2 separate regions of the Homo sapiens genome follow, and region 1 is linked to region 2. Evidence: chromatin loops called from intact Hi-C (ENCODE). Cell type or tissue: endothelial cell of umbilical vein. All regions are shown on one strand. Each heading gives the region's core, and the rest is flanking DNA. Links, peaks and the distances in the headings are about the cores only.

Region 1 (8,349 bases), core at 173-8,172, 62 kb before region 2:
TCTTATCCTAGTTTCCTGGCATAATATCTACCATCTCTGTAATTTATTTAACTTTTATTTTCTGAAATTAATTTTACCTACAGTATATGTATTTTACTCTATGCCACCTCATATCTTTTGGGACTTAAATGATGATAAATATGTATAAAAATATTTTCATTTTGACCATCCACTTACATTCTGTTTCATTTTTTTACTTGCATATTTTTACAGATTTTTGGATGAAATATTTGTGCTTGATTGTAAAAATTCTAAATTTTTTTTTCTGTTTTTTTTTAAATTATACTTTAAATTTTAGGGTACATGTGCACAACGTGCAGGTTTGTTACATATGTATACATGTGCCATGTTGGTGTGCTGCACCCATTAACTCATCATTTACATTCGGTATATCTCCTAATGCTATCCCTCCCCCCTCCCCACACCCCACAACAGGCCCCAGTGTGTGATGTTCCCCTTCCTGTGTCCATGTGTTCTCGTTGTTCAATTCCCAGCTGTGAGTGAGAACATGCGGTGTTTGGTTTTTTGTCTTTGAGATAGTTTGCTGAAAATGGTGGTTTCCAGCTTCATCCATATCCCTACAAAGGACATGAATTCATCATTTTTTATGGCTGCACAGTATTCCATAGTGTATATGTGCCACATTTTCTTTATCCAGTCTATCATTGTTGGACATTTGGCTTGGTTCCAAGTCTTTGCTATTGTGAATAGTGCCACAATAAACATACATGGGCATGTGTCTTTATAGCAGCATGATTTATAATCCTTTGGGTATATACCCAGTAATGGGATGGCTGGGTCAAATGGTATTTCTAGTTCTAGATCCCTGAGGAATCGCCACACTGACTTCCACAATGGTTGAACTAGTTGACAGTCCCACCAACAGTGTAAAAGTGTTCCTATTTCTCCACATCCTCTCCAGCACCTGTTGTTTCCTGACTTCTTAATGATCGCCATTCTAACTGGTGTGAGATGGTATCTCACTGTGGTTTTTGATTTGCATTTCTCTGATGTCCAGTGATGATGAGCATTTTTTCATGTGTCTTTTGGCTGCATAAATGTCTTTTGAGAAGTGTCTGTTCATATCCTTCACCCACTTGTTGGTGGGGTTGTTTGTTTTTTTCTTGTTAATTTGTTTGAGTTCATTGTAGATTCTGGATATTAGCCCTTTGTCAGATGGGTAGATTGCAAAAATTTTTTCTCATTCTGTAGGTTGCCTGTTCACTCTGATGGTAAATTTTTAATATAGATTTTTAAATAAATAAAAGATACTTAAAGAACATTCAAATTATCCATTATTTTTGTGGATGTTTTTGTTGTAAGAAATATAAACCTACTCAAACAAGCTAAAGCCGGAAAGGGCACTGATTGAACAGATGCAGGGAGTTTGATGAAATGCACGGCAGAGGAAATGTACAAGGGAAGAGTCAGAAGCTACAGGAATCTTGTTTTCCCTTTTTTATTTGTTAGTTTTATTTCCTTTCTCTGTAAATTTGTTCTTGCTGCTTTAGTATACATGCAAATATAGGTAAGTAGAAAATGACTGACCCAGCCTTAGTTTTACCATGAATTCCAGTTTCAAATTACAAGGACACAGGATTTGATTGGCTTATCTTGGGTCAGATGCCTACTGGCAGATACAGCTTAGGCCTGCATCTTCAATAGCAGCTGCTGGTAATGAGAGGTTTTCAAAGAGGAGGACATGGGAGGGGCATTTGACTTACTCATTCAATCACTACTCCCATTGCCTTACTATATAAATCACTGTTTATATTTTTGTAAATTTACTTTGATTTTTTTTGCAGGATGATTTTTATGAATATATGTGGTAGGTATGATTTGGACCCTTTAATTTCCACTTTACTGTAAGACATACATTTTCTTTTCTTATCATTAAAAACATGTTTTAGGCCACGTAGTTTTCTTTTCTTTTTTTTTTTCATTACTGACAAGAATTTTCATAATGAAGATTACCTTCAGTGATTATCTTCAGATTAATGGCTCAGATACATAATTAAATTTTTGTGAACTGAAATGTCATCATTTTTCTCATTTACCACTACTTTATTCAAAGTGGAAAAAAAATTGTGAGTTAATATTACCAAAAGGAAATGCAGCTATTTTTGCCCATCTATAAATTTAATATTTCTAACAGTTTTCTCAATTGTTTATATTAACCCTTTATAAAAGGTAGACATTTTACTGGCTCTTTGTTCAATAAAATAAATATAAAAATACTGGTCATGCCCTGCCTAGCTTGCATTATCAATAAGAGTATTAAATTAAGGCAAATAAGTGAATACTCCTTTAGAAGTATGGGGTGTTACCCATTTGTAAGAAGTTGTTATTTATAGCATCACTTTTATCAGCAGTCATAATGACAAAAAATTCTCCAAATTCTATTATGCTTGCACCTGAATTATTAGAAAACAAATCAAATGACTTTTCCTTTTTAATTCCATCCTCATTCCTGAGAACATATGTCATTTTTTTATTTTGCATCAGAAGCAGTACAGAAGGAAGTAGACTTCCCTCTACATTTGCCTCACATTAGAGATGACAGAGATGACACTAGGATTCACTTCCAAATTCAGCTTATTTTGGTTGTGTCCCCTCTCCATGGTCCTGTGGCCACATGTGGAGCTCTGGGCACTCAGCCACCTGCTCGCTTCCCCTCAGGAAACTGCTGTGCCACCTTTCCTTCAAGATTCTTTCTGAATCTACCCACAGACGTTGGGCTAGAAGGACAATTACTCTTGAGTCATGTGGAGCTTAGATCAGGTAGTTTTTCTATTGCTGAATATTATCACATATATGGTGGCTTAAAGCAACATGAATTTATTAGCTCATAGTTCTGTAGGTTAGAAGCCCAGGCGAACTAAACTGGGTTGTCAGTTTAGGGTCTTACAGAAATCCAGGTATTGACTGGACTGGGTTCTTATCTGGAAGTTCAGAAAAAAAAAATCAACTTCTGTGCTTGTTTATGTTGTTGGTGCAATTGAGTTTCATGAAGTTGTGGCACTGTGTTTCCCATTTCCTTGGTGCTTGTCAGCAGAAGATCTCTTTGAACTCCTTAAGGCCACCTCCATTTCTTCTTCCTTGGCCTATTCCATAGTCCAAGCCAGAGAGGGGGTATTGACTCTCTCTCGTTCTTCCAACCTCTCCAACTTTCTCTTCTGCTATAGTAGAAAGTAGAAAACTCTGCTTTAAAAAGCCTAATGAATTAAATTAGTTTCACCTCCAGATTTCTCACTATTTTAAGGTCAACTTAGCCAATAACATAGCATAATTATGGGACGGATACTTTACCATATTCAGTTTCCAGGGATTAGGATGGAGCATCCTGAGTGCCATTTTAGAATTCTGCTTCCACAAGGAGCACATATTATAGGTTTGTTTCAAAAAACTAATCAATTGTCTCAGGATCATTTATTGACCACTCCTCTGGTCCCTAATGATTTGTAATTACATATTCATAAACTACTAAATTATGTAGATACTAAAACCTAGGTTTTATTTCTGAGTTAACTGTTGGTTTCATTATTGATTTCTTATGTCTGTTGACTATTTTATTTCTTTAATAAATGTACTTTCATAATATTTTATATTATCTAGCTAGGCAAATTCTCCTCTAGATCATTTCATTTCTCCAATTATCTTAGTTATATATGCTAAGATATATAAGTATACTTAGCTATACATGCTAAGAATTTTTATTTTACAAAATAAGCTTGGAATTTGCTTGGAATTGTATTAAACTATTATTATATTAGGGTAAAGTTGAAATCCAATCTAGGAACATAGTCAAAGTTTATTTTGATTTCTCAATGTAATTATAGAAAGCCTCCTAAATCTCAAAAATATGTACAAAGGTTTGTATCTATAAGGGCTACTAAACCCATAAATTAAAAGAGAATTCTGCTTCTAGAAAGCTAAAATTTTGTCATATAAATTCTGGTTTTGGTTCAAAAACATCATTTCTGTTTGATTTGTCAGAAACCAACATCCCTCATACTACAAGAACTGTAGGCAACAACAACAAAAACATCTTTTAGCACTAATACTGAAGAAAAAACTATGTTGTATTAGAATAAATGAATATATAATTTGAAGGGTAATATAATAAACATCAAGAGTTCCTGTAGGTCTATAAAAAAAGTCTATTCAGATTATTTTGTGGTTTCATCAACAGATTCTTAAAGCATTAAGCCTTGGGTAACAATCATTCTTTAAAATTCATTCATAGACACATCAAATATAAAGCAAACTTTTTGGTATTAACATATTTTTATTGTGTTAATTGCATTCTCTATGTTTTAAAATGCTTTCTGTCCTTCCACAGTGGTAACATCGAGGAGTTGAGAGAATAAAAATTAAGTACTGTATTCTCTTTTAGAATCAGCTTAATTCCTCATCTACTTTCACAAAAATCCCAGAGGCCTACTTAGAACTTTTCCACTAGGCTCAGAATGTAAGGCTAGTACCAATCTTAAGGAAAGGCCATTCCTTCTTATTTTCCACAGGAAAAAAAGAGACTTTAAGCATGGCTATTTAACCTGGTTTTAAACTCTCTTGAGATTATCCAGACTAAAGATTGTGAGTTTGTATTTTTGCCTGGGGAGACAAACAGCTAGTTGCCTACTGGAACCTAGAGTCATTCTTTTGATTGATAAAGAGTATTCTTTCTCTGTTTCCTCAGTTTCTTCCTTTTGAGTCAGCTCATCTCGCTTCCTGGTCCAAAACCCTGAACTCAAAGAAAGCTAAAGTTTTTACGAAGTCTTAAGTGACCTACATGATCCTTCATGCTCTAGTCTCCTAGCTTTGTCTTTCCTTCTATCGTCCCAAAAAACAAAGCCTCAGACAAGCATTTACAAGCAAGAAACTTATTATTTTGAAAGTGACTTTCAAGACTCAGAGAAAGGGAACAAGAGGAAGGAGAAAAGTATGCCCACGGATGTGTCATTGAGATGGTTATCTCTGGGCAACTCAATCCTGCCAGGTCCTTCTGAGGTCATGAATATTGTGCCTATACATTGTTCAAAAGCAGACTGAGACGCAATACAATTTTAAAGAGTTTGAGTAAACAGTGACTCATGAATCAGTAATCTCCAAACCAGAGTGGTTCAGAAGCTCCACCAAGGAAATGCAAGGGGGAGGCTTTTATGGGGCAAATACAGAAGTAAAGCAAAGAAAATATTTGATTGGTTACAGTTACATTGTTGCCTATTTGATCTATCCCACTGGAAAGTCCCTAGTTATAAAATTACAAGGTCTGTCCCTGCTTCTGACCAGTTAAGCCTAAATGCTATTTTTCTTTCATGTAGACATTTACAAAAAATGGCCCCAATTAAGTTTCACTTATGTTTGCAAATCAAGCAAGGTTAAGGTTATTTATGAGGCCTAACTAGCTTTGTCTGCTGAGGAATTCTTCAGGCTCATTCTTCATTTTAGTTTAACGATATGATTGGGGAATTCTTATTCACCAGCAGTCATCTCCCACTGGTTTTGGGCTTTTCCAGGGGATGTTAACTGCACACTTCCACATTTACTTAGGAGCAAGCCCTGCGAGCCCCAGATGTGCAGTGATACCTACTGGGTCCTACCTGTCGAGGTGAAGCAGTGATGGCCAGAGCAAAGGAGAGATAAAAGACAGAAAAGATGTTCCGTAGGCCCCTACTCATCCACATGTACACAATTCCTCTCTGAGTTCCCTTCGTACTATTCTCCGTCCTGTTGGCTGCTCCTTGAATGCATCAGGCACAAATTCTGCCTTGAGGTCTTTGCATCAGCTATTCCTCCTGTGTGAAATGCTGTTCCCCCAGACATACCACTTTCCTCTAGTCTTTGCTCAGACTGTATCTTTTCAAAAGGGCAGAAACTGATCATGCTTATTAATATCACAACATAACCTTCCTCCTTTCCCACAACTCACACTCTCAACCCCCACAAACTCAATCCTCAAAACTTTCTCTATTTGTTTTCTTCTTTCTTTAACAATTATTACCTTTCAACATACCGTATCACTTATTTACTATGTTTATCACTTATAACTTGTCCTCTCCCATCCACATTCTGCAAAATCAAAGCTCCTCTAGGATTTTTAAAAATATATTTACTGATGAACATATTTCAAGTACTATTTGGACCGATTTCAGTCCTTTTCTGCCATCTTATGTTTTGATTCGGCAAAAAGGTGAAACTAAGCATAATTATTGAGGTTCCAAAAATTGAAATCAAGGAACCAAAGGGCTTACCTTGTTTTGTGGTTAATGATAAGAAGTCAATGCTTTTAGAGGAGGATAATTAAAATGTTCCAGATTAGCAAATGCTAGTGCTTGAATTTAAAGCAATTTGCACTTTTATTAACCTTCTAGGGGCATGAAGTGCTGGTCTTTTGTACTTTAAATAGTTTTTTCCTTATTATAAGCCATAGGTCAATATGTTCTCTTGATGATTATTTAATGTTAAAAAGGCCAAATAACTACAGTCAGTTACTGATTGAACTCCTTGTTCTACTCTTTTTCCCCCTTCTCACTACTGCATTTGGCTAGTCTTAAAATAAATAAATAAATATATAAATGCCTAATAACTAACTGACAAGTGTTATGATGGGGTTGTGTCAGAATAAATCCATCATAAATTGAAAATTTCATAAGTCAAAAATGCATTTAATACATCTACCCTACCATAATAGCTTAGCTTAGTCTAGCTTACCTTAAGTATGCTCAGAACACTTACGTTAGCCTATAGTTGGAGAAAATCATCTAACACAGAGCCTACTTTACAGTAAACTGTAGAGTATCTTATGCAATTTCTTAAATACTCTACTGAGAGTGAAAAAAAGAATGGTTGTATGAATGCTTAAAGTAATGTAAAGTCAGAAATTATCAGCCAGGGACCATCTGTAATTTAGAAATTCCTAATTTGTATTCAATTGATTAAAAAGCTAATATAAATTAGCCACTTTTTGAGAAAACTTATTCTCATGTTTTTGTTTTCTTGGATAAGCTTCATGTATTGGCTACATTGATGACTACATTATAAAAACAGAGGCAACAAAGTTCTTGAGATGACAGTCAACATTTTTAAAAATTGTCAAATAAAGTAATTAAGCATGAGAAGAAGAAAAAATCTGGAGATGTCAGAGCGGTTTCATGTTATTGTCCTAAGGTAGAGCAGTACATAAAATGCAGTCTGCAGGCTGGTGCCAGATCTGTTTATCACTAGGCCATGACAAGGTATATAAAGAAACTGATAATATGCATTGAAAAGCTTACAACAATCTTTTAAATTGCAATGACATCCAACTACATTATCATTGCACTTATCTAGTTAAGCAGGGTATAGAATAGTTTGGGTGCTGGCAAACTCATCTGGTGAGTTTCATATTGCACCACCAGTATAGTTATACTAGTCATGCACATGAGGACACGTATGGACCAGTAGAACACACACTCTAGAAAATACATGTAAATAAAATTTATTTAAATATTATGTCCCTCATCCCACATAATTTGAAAACTCTGCTCCAGAGGTCTTATGATTCTCCAGTTTGATGTTTAAATTTGTCATGGAAAAAAAAGTTCTTAGTTAAAATTTGAAGTTAAGACTGACTTTGTCATTCTTCATTGTCCTCTAAGCTAGGTCACTGTCCCATTTCTTCTGAGTTCAGGTCTTTGGTGCTATACCATGGGCAATAGCTCTTCACGTGGCAATGACTATGAAAATATACCTATCCCTAAGAAACTCCCTAAATATGTTATTATAACTGTTTACTCTTAACGTCTACCAGGATTTCACAAAGAAAAGAAAAAAGAATTTTTTCTTTAACATCATGTACTACCATATATCTCCAATATTAGCAATGACTTGCAGCCTCTGGACATTAGCTGTTGTAGAACCCCAAAATTTATGTTCACGTACTGGAGGCTTTAATGAGTAAAGTAGAAAATGGGCGAGGCAATATCCCCTGATAATCAAAGCTACTTGTATGCCTCAGCCGTCAAGGAGGTCTGCATGATTTAAAGATCATTGTTCTTTTTTTTTTTTTAACATATTAAACAACAAAACAACCCAAGTTCGTTAATCTTACAGACAACATCTCAGGGTTAAGCTATAAAGTTAACCAATTATCAGTAACCAACCTCTACCAAAATTACTATGTGCATTCAAGCAGTTTTACATGGAAGAAAAGGACAAAGAGAAAAAGAAAATAGAACAAACAAACATTTTATGATTTTTATAATATAGGCTCAGTTACATGGTAACAAATTCAAATTCTTCATGGAGCCAACAGATGTCAGAAAAATATCCAAAATTTAGAAATAAGCAAAAGAGATTATTGGAAGT
Region 2 (8,349 bases), core at 88-8,087:
AATTTAAAATCACTGTTGGCTTTGTTGTAAGGAAGAAAATCTGTTTTCTACATAAGAAAAGAATGAACTTGGACATTTTAAATCTAAAAACCTTTTTAATGGAAATATTTATAGAATAAGGAGCAAATGAAATGAATATTATAAAATAACAATATTTAAAAGGTGCTACTTCTTTATCTTAAAGGTTTATTCGGTTGTTAAATTACATTTACTATCTAAAAACAGCTATAAACCTTATATTAAACACAACAGAACAATCTGAATATCAACAACAATGGATTTCATAGAATAAAATAGAGTTTTAATTAACATATTTTAGCATAAGATACAGAAATTATAGCAAGAAATAACATGACATTTAAAGCCCATTAACTAAGGTAAATTTTCTCAAAATTGCATTCTGAAGAGACTTACTTCACTTCTAAGTTTTAACATTTATCTCACATAACTTTTTAGAACAAAAATTAAACCTAAGAATTCACAGGCTCAACACAATCAGCCAAATACATATGTTTTGCCAGTGTGTTCATTCTTTATGCAGTAACAAAGTGTTTTAGAGTTGATTTACAAATGGAGAAAGACTTGAATTGGGTAAATTTCTTCCATTGAATAGCAATATAATATTCACTTTCCACTTGTTTTAAATGCAATTTTTCTCATATTTAGGAATGAAATTATATACATTTAGAAATCAAAGTTTGAGTTGATACATTATTCTGATTTGAAGGATTTAAGCTCTATCTTTTGTTATTATTAAGCATTTTCTAAATACATGCGTAAGTTTGGCACCAATCTTCTGGTGGATTTTAAAGAATCTAGAGGTCAGATATTTAGACTTTGGTAAAATCATTTAATGTAGAGATTTTTCAATATTACCTTTTAAATTAAATTTCAGGAATCCGCCAAAGATTTCTGTAATTTAATTTAAAGGGTAATACAGGAAGTATCCTCCAACATAATTTTTGGAAGACACAATAGTTTTTATCAAAAATATATGCTATAAATAAATCTAAGCAATTACCACATAGCTAATCACATATTTTAAATAGTAGGTCATCCTATAGATTGAGAATAATGAGAATAATACACTATTTCTGTGTTTGAAGATAATTTGGCCAGCATGAAAATACAATTCAGAATCGAGGTAATAATCTAGTAAAATCTAATTTTATACTCAAAATGCCATTTATTTACTTTAAAATAAGTAACAATTTATTTAGTAAATTAGCCTATCCTGTATTTAACTTCCTAAAATCTGAAAAGCAAAAATTATTTAAGCCTTAAAATTAAAAAAGAATTATAATTAATAAAAGTGACCTACAAATGTTTTAAATGATAATAGCATTGATTTATAATTTTTTAATGAAATTTGAATCATATACATCTAATTGTCTAAGGAACTATTATAGAAACACTGACTTTAATGGGAACACTTGAGTATTAAATATGTTTAATGATAATTTGCTTAATTTTGGAATGCACAGTAATGCATTATATGTAATCATTATATTGCAAAATGACTTTAGTTCTTTTGAGCTATTAATTATAAAATAAAAATGTATACAGATTTTTAAAAATTAAAGATTTTTCTCTATTTTAAAATAATTTATTTTACTTTATGAAGAAAGGCATGTCTTTAATCACTAGTTTGTATATTGGTATTCTCAAAGGATTCTAACCATACTTTATAATATCTCATTTATTCAAGAAAATTAATTTATGAAAATTAACCAATATATTCAGAATATGAAGGAAAAAATTGAGAAAATAAAATATATAAGGAAATATTGGTTTTATTGTCAATATTTTGTGCTCCCTATCAACTTGATGATTTGTGTTTAAAACTTGATAAAAGTCTAATAATTCCAGTTTACTTCCAAAATACACATTGATTTCCTGAAGCATATAACCATTTATGAACGGTTATGTTTATGTACGGCTTTATGGCTTTATGGATATTAAGTCACTCAATGAATGAACTCATTTTTTGACCAGCTTTATCATTAGAATGGTTGTATCAATTGTGTATATGCAGACAACTAACAACCTCATGGTTTCAACATCAAAATAAATAGATCATATATTGTTACAGGTTTTTAATAGCACTCTGAATGCAGTGAGATTTTTATGATTGTATCTAATAAAAGGCTACTTGCTCTGCCATTTCCACTTTGATGAAACAAATTTGTTAGACAAATAAGCAAAAATACGCTGTTCAAGAGTGAATTTCTGTATTCATTCATACAGACTGCTTTATAATACCATGCAACACAAGAATTTTAAAGGACTATTCTTCTAGTCGGCGAGTTGCAATGTCTGCATTGAACAGAACCAACAAGCATTCTGCAACTCCCAAAGGGCCAAGGTCTAAATTGGTCAGTCACCCCTTCACGGGGCACTCGTAGCCATAGCACAGAGCACAGGATAATTAATGAAGTCCGTTTTGATGATTTATTATCTCGTTACATGAGACAAACTTTGATCCCCCCTAGTTTTAACCTACTCGTCAGAGAACTTACCCAAAATGAGAAAAACATATTGGCATGTAACTTTAAGAACCACATAAATGTGTATTTTTGAAATAAAACGAATGTGTCTTGAATCCTTATACATTTTCTTACCAGTCCCATCTATTTTGTCTTTGATCCAAACTCCTAAATGTTTGTGCACACATTTCTCGGTGACAACGTTGGGAAACACAGCAACAGGACTTCATTATTCTGTTCCTTCCTGTCATTATGGAAACCAGCCATCAACCTATGGAGTGATGGCAGGTAAGAAAAGTTGTCTTTTACATGTTATTGAATTTGGGGACACTTAGATGGATTTTCTGGGCCTGAAAGAATTGTGATCAGAGTGTGACATGAAATTTGATTTCTTAACTTTGAAAATTACTGTTAAAAATCACCACTTCTTGTTTCCTGCTCTGTGACACCCACAGAGACCATAGGGGTTATACCTAATTTCCCTACTTACGTATCTCTGAACTGCTGTGCTTCTTGAGTTTGCTTTGTATGGTTTTTATTGAAATTCACTATCGTCAAACTGTTAGTTGTAACATGATGCTATTGGTAGGCTTACCTTCACTAAAAATATAGTAGCTACTAGACACGTGTGGCTATTTAAATTTAAATGTAAACTAGGTAAAATAAAACAAGATTTCAAATTCAGTTTCTCAGTTGCACTTGCTACATTTCAAGTGCTCTATAACCACATGTGGCTAGCGACTCCCATATCAGACAGCACAGGTTTACAGAACACCCCCCCTCATCATTATATTTCTTCTGGACCTTTGGTCCATAAACATAAATAAGACATTGATTGAAGCTAAGAGTGATTGGTAGGGGCTTTAGTGATAGCTGTTTCAGGCTTTAGCAGCCCTTTCTGAATTGCTTCTGAGTGAGTCTTAAGTGAGATTGAAATCATTGAAGTTACATACTTTTCTCCTATAGGTAAGTGAAGTATGACTGTATCAATTATGGCTACCTGCTTATTGATCCTTCTATAAAGGCATTGAAGCACAGTTTTTGAGGAATGCGTAGATCTGGCTTATGAGATCTATTCATCAAAAATTCTTGTTTAATTTCATGGCATGGCCACATAAGATTTTAATTGTTTTTAAAAAGTACACAGTTTTATTATGCGCAGGATTTTCATTTGTTGGTTTATTTTTAAGATAGCTTTAGGAGATATACCTAACGCTAAATGACAAGTTAATGGGTGCAGCGCACCAGCATGGCGCATGTATACATATGTAACTAACCTGCACATTGTACACATGTACCCTAAAACTTAAAGTATAATAATAATAAAAGAAAAGAAAAGAAATTCTTTGATATTTTATCTTTATTACTACAGCAGGAAAAGAATTCTTATTGATGACAAACTGTGTGAGTAAATGTGTGTGTGCGTGTGCATGGTGTGTGTGTATGTGTGTGATACTGAGGGAAAAACTGTGGATAAAGGAATCACTTATTAGGGAAATCTTTTCTAATTGACTTGTGTTTTGTTATGATACAGATAAGCAGTAAAAAAAAAAAACCGCAGACAAATATTGATTTATTCCTATAATTTTCAAGTAAAATGGAGCAAATAGTTTAATTTTAATTAAATTGTTTAACCTTTGATATCTCAAAATTTGTCCATGTAAGACTAAATAGAACATTAAAACTTTAAAATAATAATCCAGAAAAATATGAGCTTCTCCTACATTCTATCAAGCAACATTCTGAATAAACCAGTATCCTAACATTTATGGTTAAATGAAGACTGGTGTTCTTAACAATGACCTGTAAATCCTGACGTCTTTTTTTAAAAATTAAGAATTAAAGCCATATTTTTTCTTCCTCTCTGAAAATTGATTATTTATGATCAACATGCTTAATTAGTATTCATGGTTAATGAGAATAGCCCTCCTCAATGATGAACTACTGTCATTATAAAATAGTAAAATAAATGCGTTTAGCTACTGGAGGTGCGGGTGGATTGCTTTCTGTGGCCTTTACAGCATTTTGATTATGAGACAGGAAATGACAAACACATGCCACTGTTTCCTGGAGGAAAGACCTTACAGTTCATTTAGAGGAACTCCCAGGAACCAAGGTACATTGTTAGTTTCTCTCTTAACCCAGCACAGAGGCAGTCCCTGCCAGTTGATTGAGGTTGGCACCAAGATTAAAACCAGTCACAGAGCAGGGGCCAATAATCTCTGGCCCAAATACCTTCAGATAATTTTTGCTACCAACTCCCACCCTGCCTAATCAGAGAGGGCCACCACTGGCCTCGGGAGTTTGCAGCTGGCCTCAGAATTCTAACACCCTTACTGCTTCCAGGACTGGAGCCAATATGCCAATGTTCACATTGAGAGTGTTGGCAGCTCATGTCTTTCTGATACAAGTTTCCTCCAGCATGAACTCAGCAAACCCTCTTCCACGAACCTCTTCCTCATTTCAATTAAAATGTAAAGACCCCTGGAAGAGCCTTTCAAAATGATTCAAAACCCTGTCTTAGTGACATCAAGAGCAGAAGACTTACACCAAGGTCTGGAGCTATCACTGTGGTCTTAAGATTAAATATATTCTGTGACTGAAAGAAAAACTCACCATCACAAGCACAAAGATATTTGAATATTTTTGAGAGGGATTGTTAAATCCCTCTCAAAAATTTTGTTAAAATGTGATATGCTTTAAATGTCAGAATGTCTATATTGGGACATAATTCAGTATTAGCATTTGCTTCATGAGAGATTAGATCTTAGAGAATCTGAACTCTCCTGACTTTATCCCCAGTAAAGCTGCATAAATTGAGTTACAAAATACAGCAATTCAGAAATAAGAGAGAAAAGGTAAATAAGAGACAAATGTATAAAGTACACAATAGAAACCTTATTATGTCATCTGAATTTTCTGAGAAGTCTTAAGTCATTAATCAAATCAGCCCCTTGCACACAATCCACAGAAGTGTCTTAACAACAACAACGACACGGTGTCACATACTCTATATAAAAGTGAAGCTACAGGAAGAACTATATTTCTAAAATATGTGAAATTACTTTATTTTCATATGGTTATTTCATTACTCATACTCTGATGCTTACATTTAGTTTGAGCATTTCATTAAATTAATAACTCACAGGAAAAGAAGAGCTATAACTAATATTTTGTCAGGTTGGTAGGTAGAATTTTAATGATCAGATGAATCCACTGTACGTAATAGTCCAGGTGCAGGCAAAATAAAGAGAATGACTAATTGGGAGTAATGAATTATCCATGCCATTAACTAATTACTAACATTGTTCAAGTGATTAACACCTCTGAGTTCCAATCTCTTCATATCTACGTTGTGGTGGGTACTACAACTCTACTGGGGTTGAGTAGTAGCAAATTTGTGTCAGCTCAAAATGATTTCTCTTTTGCCCTTCTCTTCACGTACTCTTGCAGCTAAATTCCTTCTGTCCTTTCACTCCTGAGAACTTAGAGAATTCAAATCAACACCTTACAGTACAAATAATAGAAAACCTAGAATTACAGATGCTGTTCAAAGTCTCTCCTAGATAAACACAAAACAAAACAAAGTATCAAAAAAAAAGTTCTCAAAACTCTGACTCTTGGGTTTCTGAGATTGTTTCTGTTCTCCAGTATCTGAAGCAGAGTACAATTCAGGAAACAAGCTCAATGGGGGTTCACCCTTTCTGCTGTCCTGTGGAAACAGCAAATCAACCTCACTGTAATAAATGTTAAACCCACCATCTTTACATGATGTAGTGGCCAAACCAAGAAGTAGTGTGAAAGTCCTTGCTTTAAAAGTTAATTTCAAGGGGAAAACAAAACAAAACAAAACAAACAAACTTGTTTAAGTCCCAAACTCTTGGGACTTAAACAAGATGATGAGCATCCAATTCTTTTTCATGAGAAGTGGATATTAAAAGAAAAGATTGTTATGGCTGAAAATATTCTTGCTGCCTGGGCTAATACAGAAGAAAACGGAAATCAGCCTGGCAACTGACAGGGAGAAATAGTCTAGTCTATTTTTGGAACCCATCTTTTCATTTTTTGAAATTTGAAATTTTTTTTTCTTAATTTACTTCTTTTGTTTAGTTCTTTGTTTTATTTGGCCCTAAATTGTTCTGGTTGTAACAACTCTAAGGAAACAAGTAATTCTGAAGATCTTTTGCTTCCACATCGTGAAAGGTCTTTTGGTAGCAGTAACATGATGTATTTTCACTTCCAGACTAGGGGTTGGCAACCCTTTTCTGTAAAGAACCAGACAGTAAATATCTCAACCTTTCTAGTTTTTGTTGCAACTATTCAACCTGTCATTGTAGTAGGAAAGCAGTCACAGCCTGTGTGTAAAGAAATAGGCATTTCAAATTAAACTTAATTTACAAACACAGGCAATAGGCCCCAGTTGTACACGGATAGGATTTACCAATGCACAAGAGTGAAAAGATCACAGTGGAAGTTTATAATTTCCTTTGAATTTTTATGCCTAAGCAACAGAGGGGAATATATGGAAATATTCAGATACATGTTCCTGTGCATGTTACAAGCACAGCAGGGTGGCGTATTTTACTATGTCCCTCTGCTTCCCCTGTTTGTTTTTTTAAGGCATCAAGCCAGTAACGTGAGATGATGTTGTCAGCTAACCACATGCTGCAAAGATCAATTTGCCCCATGCTATGGTACATTGAGTCAGCGCCTAGTAAGGCATCCCTATCTCTGACCCCCATTGCCTGCTTTAAAAGATTTACCTCTGTTCTTCTCTCTCCTCTGTCACACAGAAATGCATACATAGCAATTTAGAAAGGCTCTGGTGAATTAATCTTCAATGTGAAAATGTATTTGGAACTACAGTGTGCAAACACTTCTGAGCTATGTGTGTGTGTGCTGTCCAGGCCTCAAGATAATTTTTCTTTATCCATGTTTCAGAAAATGTTGATGAGACCTCTGTCACACATGACTCACAACATCTTTTATCTTATTCCTACTTTTTGCAGTAATCTGGGTTTTAAAAAGATTTGAAAAACATATTGCTATACATATCATCCCAATCACTCTCCACACTCCCCCAAATGCAGGCTCAGATGCTAGAAACAGAGGTTCGTTTGGCTGTTCTTTTAAATTGTTGTGATGAAATTCTGTGTGAAGTTAGTTCCAGGAAATCTGTGACCTTGCAGATAATTGTAGATACTTTCATGCAATGAAAAATGAAAGTGAACCAGGTGCAGTGGCTCACAACTGTAATCCCAGCACTTTAGGAGGCCGAGGCAGGCAGATCACCTGAGGTCAGGAGTCCGAGAATAGCCTGGCCAATGTGGTGAAACCCTGTCTCTAAATAAAAAATTATAAATAAAAAATAAATTAAAAAATATAAAAATTAGCCGGGTGTGGTGGCAGGCACCTGTAGTCCCAGCTACTAGGGAGGCTGAGGCAGGAGAATTGCTTGAAGCTAGGAGGCATAGGTTTCAGTGAGCCGAGAGCACTCCAGCCTAGGGAACAAGAGCGAGACGCTGTGTCAAAAAAAAAAAAAAAAAAAAAGGGAAAGGGAAAAAAATAAAAAATGTATCACACATCACATTTTCCTTCTTGTTCTGGATGCCAAACCTTGGAGCATGGTATTTTCTGTGTACTTTTCATGGATTCCATTCAAATTTGTTTTCTGCGTGTCCACTTTCCCAGAGTACTTACAATGTATAAACTACCTTTCAATTTTTGTGGCTGGGTTCTGTGGCTTATACCTATAATTCTAGCACTACAGGAAGCTGTGGCTGGAGGATTGCTTGAAGCCAGGAGTTTTGAGACCAGCCTGGGCAACATAGTGAGATCCCGTCTGTGCAAAAAATTTAAAAAA

The links. Peaks named below come from ENCODE experiments on the same cell type or tissue, not always from the same donor. Only the 100,000 strongest peaks of a DNase experiment are listed, where the experiment ranks them.
Region 1: a loop joins it to region 2, with 3 times the contacts of the local background. A loop is called at or near these places in 2 of 110 quality-filtered maps.

Annotation. Positions count from the first base shown.
Region 1 is chr3:87,330,267-87,338,615 of GRCh38, reverse strand. No RefSeq gene overlaps it. Among named protein-coding and RNA genes, the nearest start is that of POU1F1, 58 kb to the right of the region's middle. In endothelial cell of umbilical vein, for the core only: no CTCF peak of the experiment used is centred there; a DNase peak (open chromatin) is centred at 5,045; H3K27ac peaks cover 2,783 bases.
Region 2 is chr3:87,267,772-87,276,120 of GRCh38, reverse strand. It overlaps POU1F1 (POU class 1 homeobox 1), which reads left to right. Exons shown (of 6, transcript NM_000306.4): 2 at 2,703-2,774. Among named protein-coding and RNA genes, the nearest start is that of POU1F1, 4.6 kb to the left of the region's middle. RefSeq lists a silencer at 3,020-3,069. In endothelial cell of umbilical vein, for the core only: no CTCF peak of the experiment used is centred there; a DNase peak (open chromatin) is centred at 4,570; H3K27ac peaks cover 1,099 bases.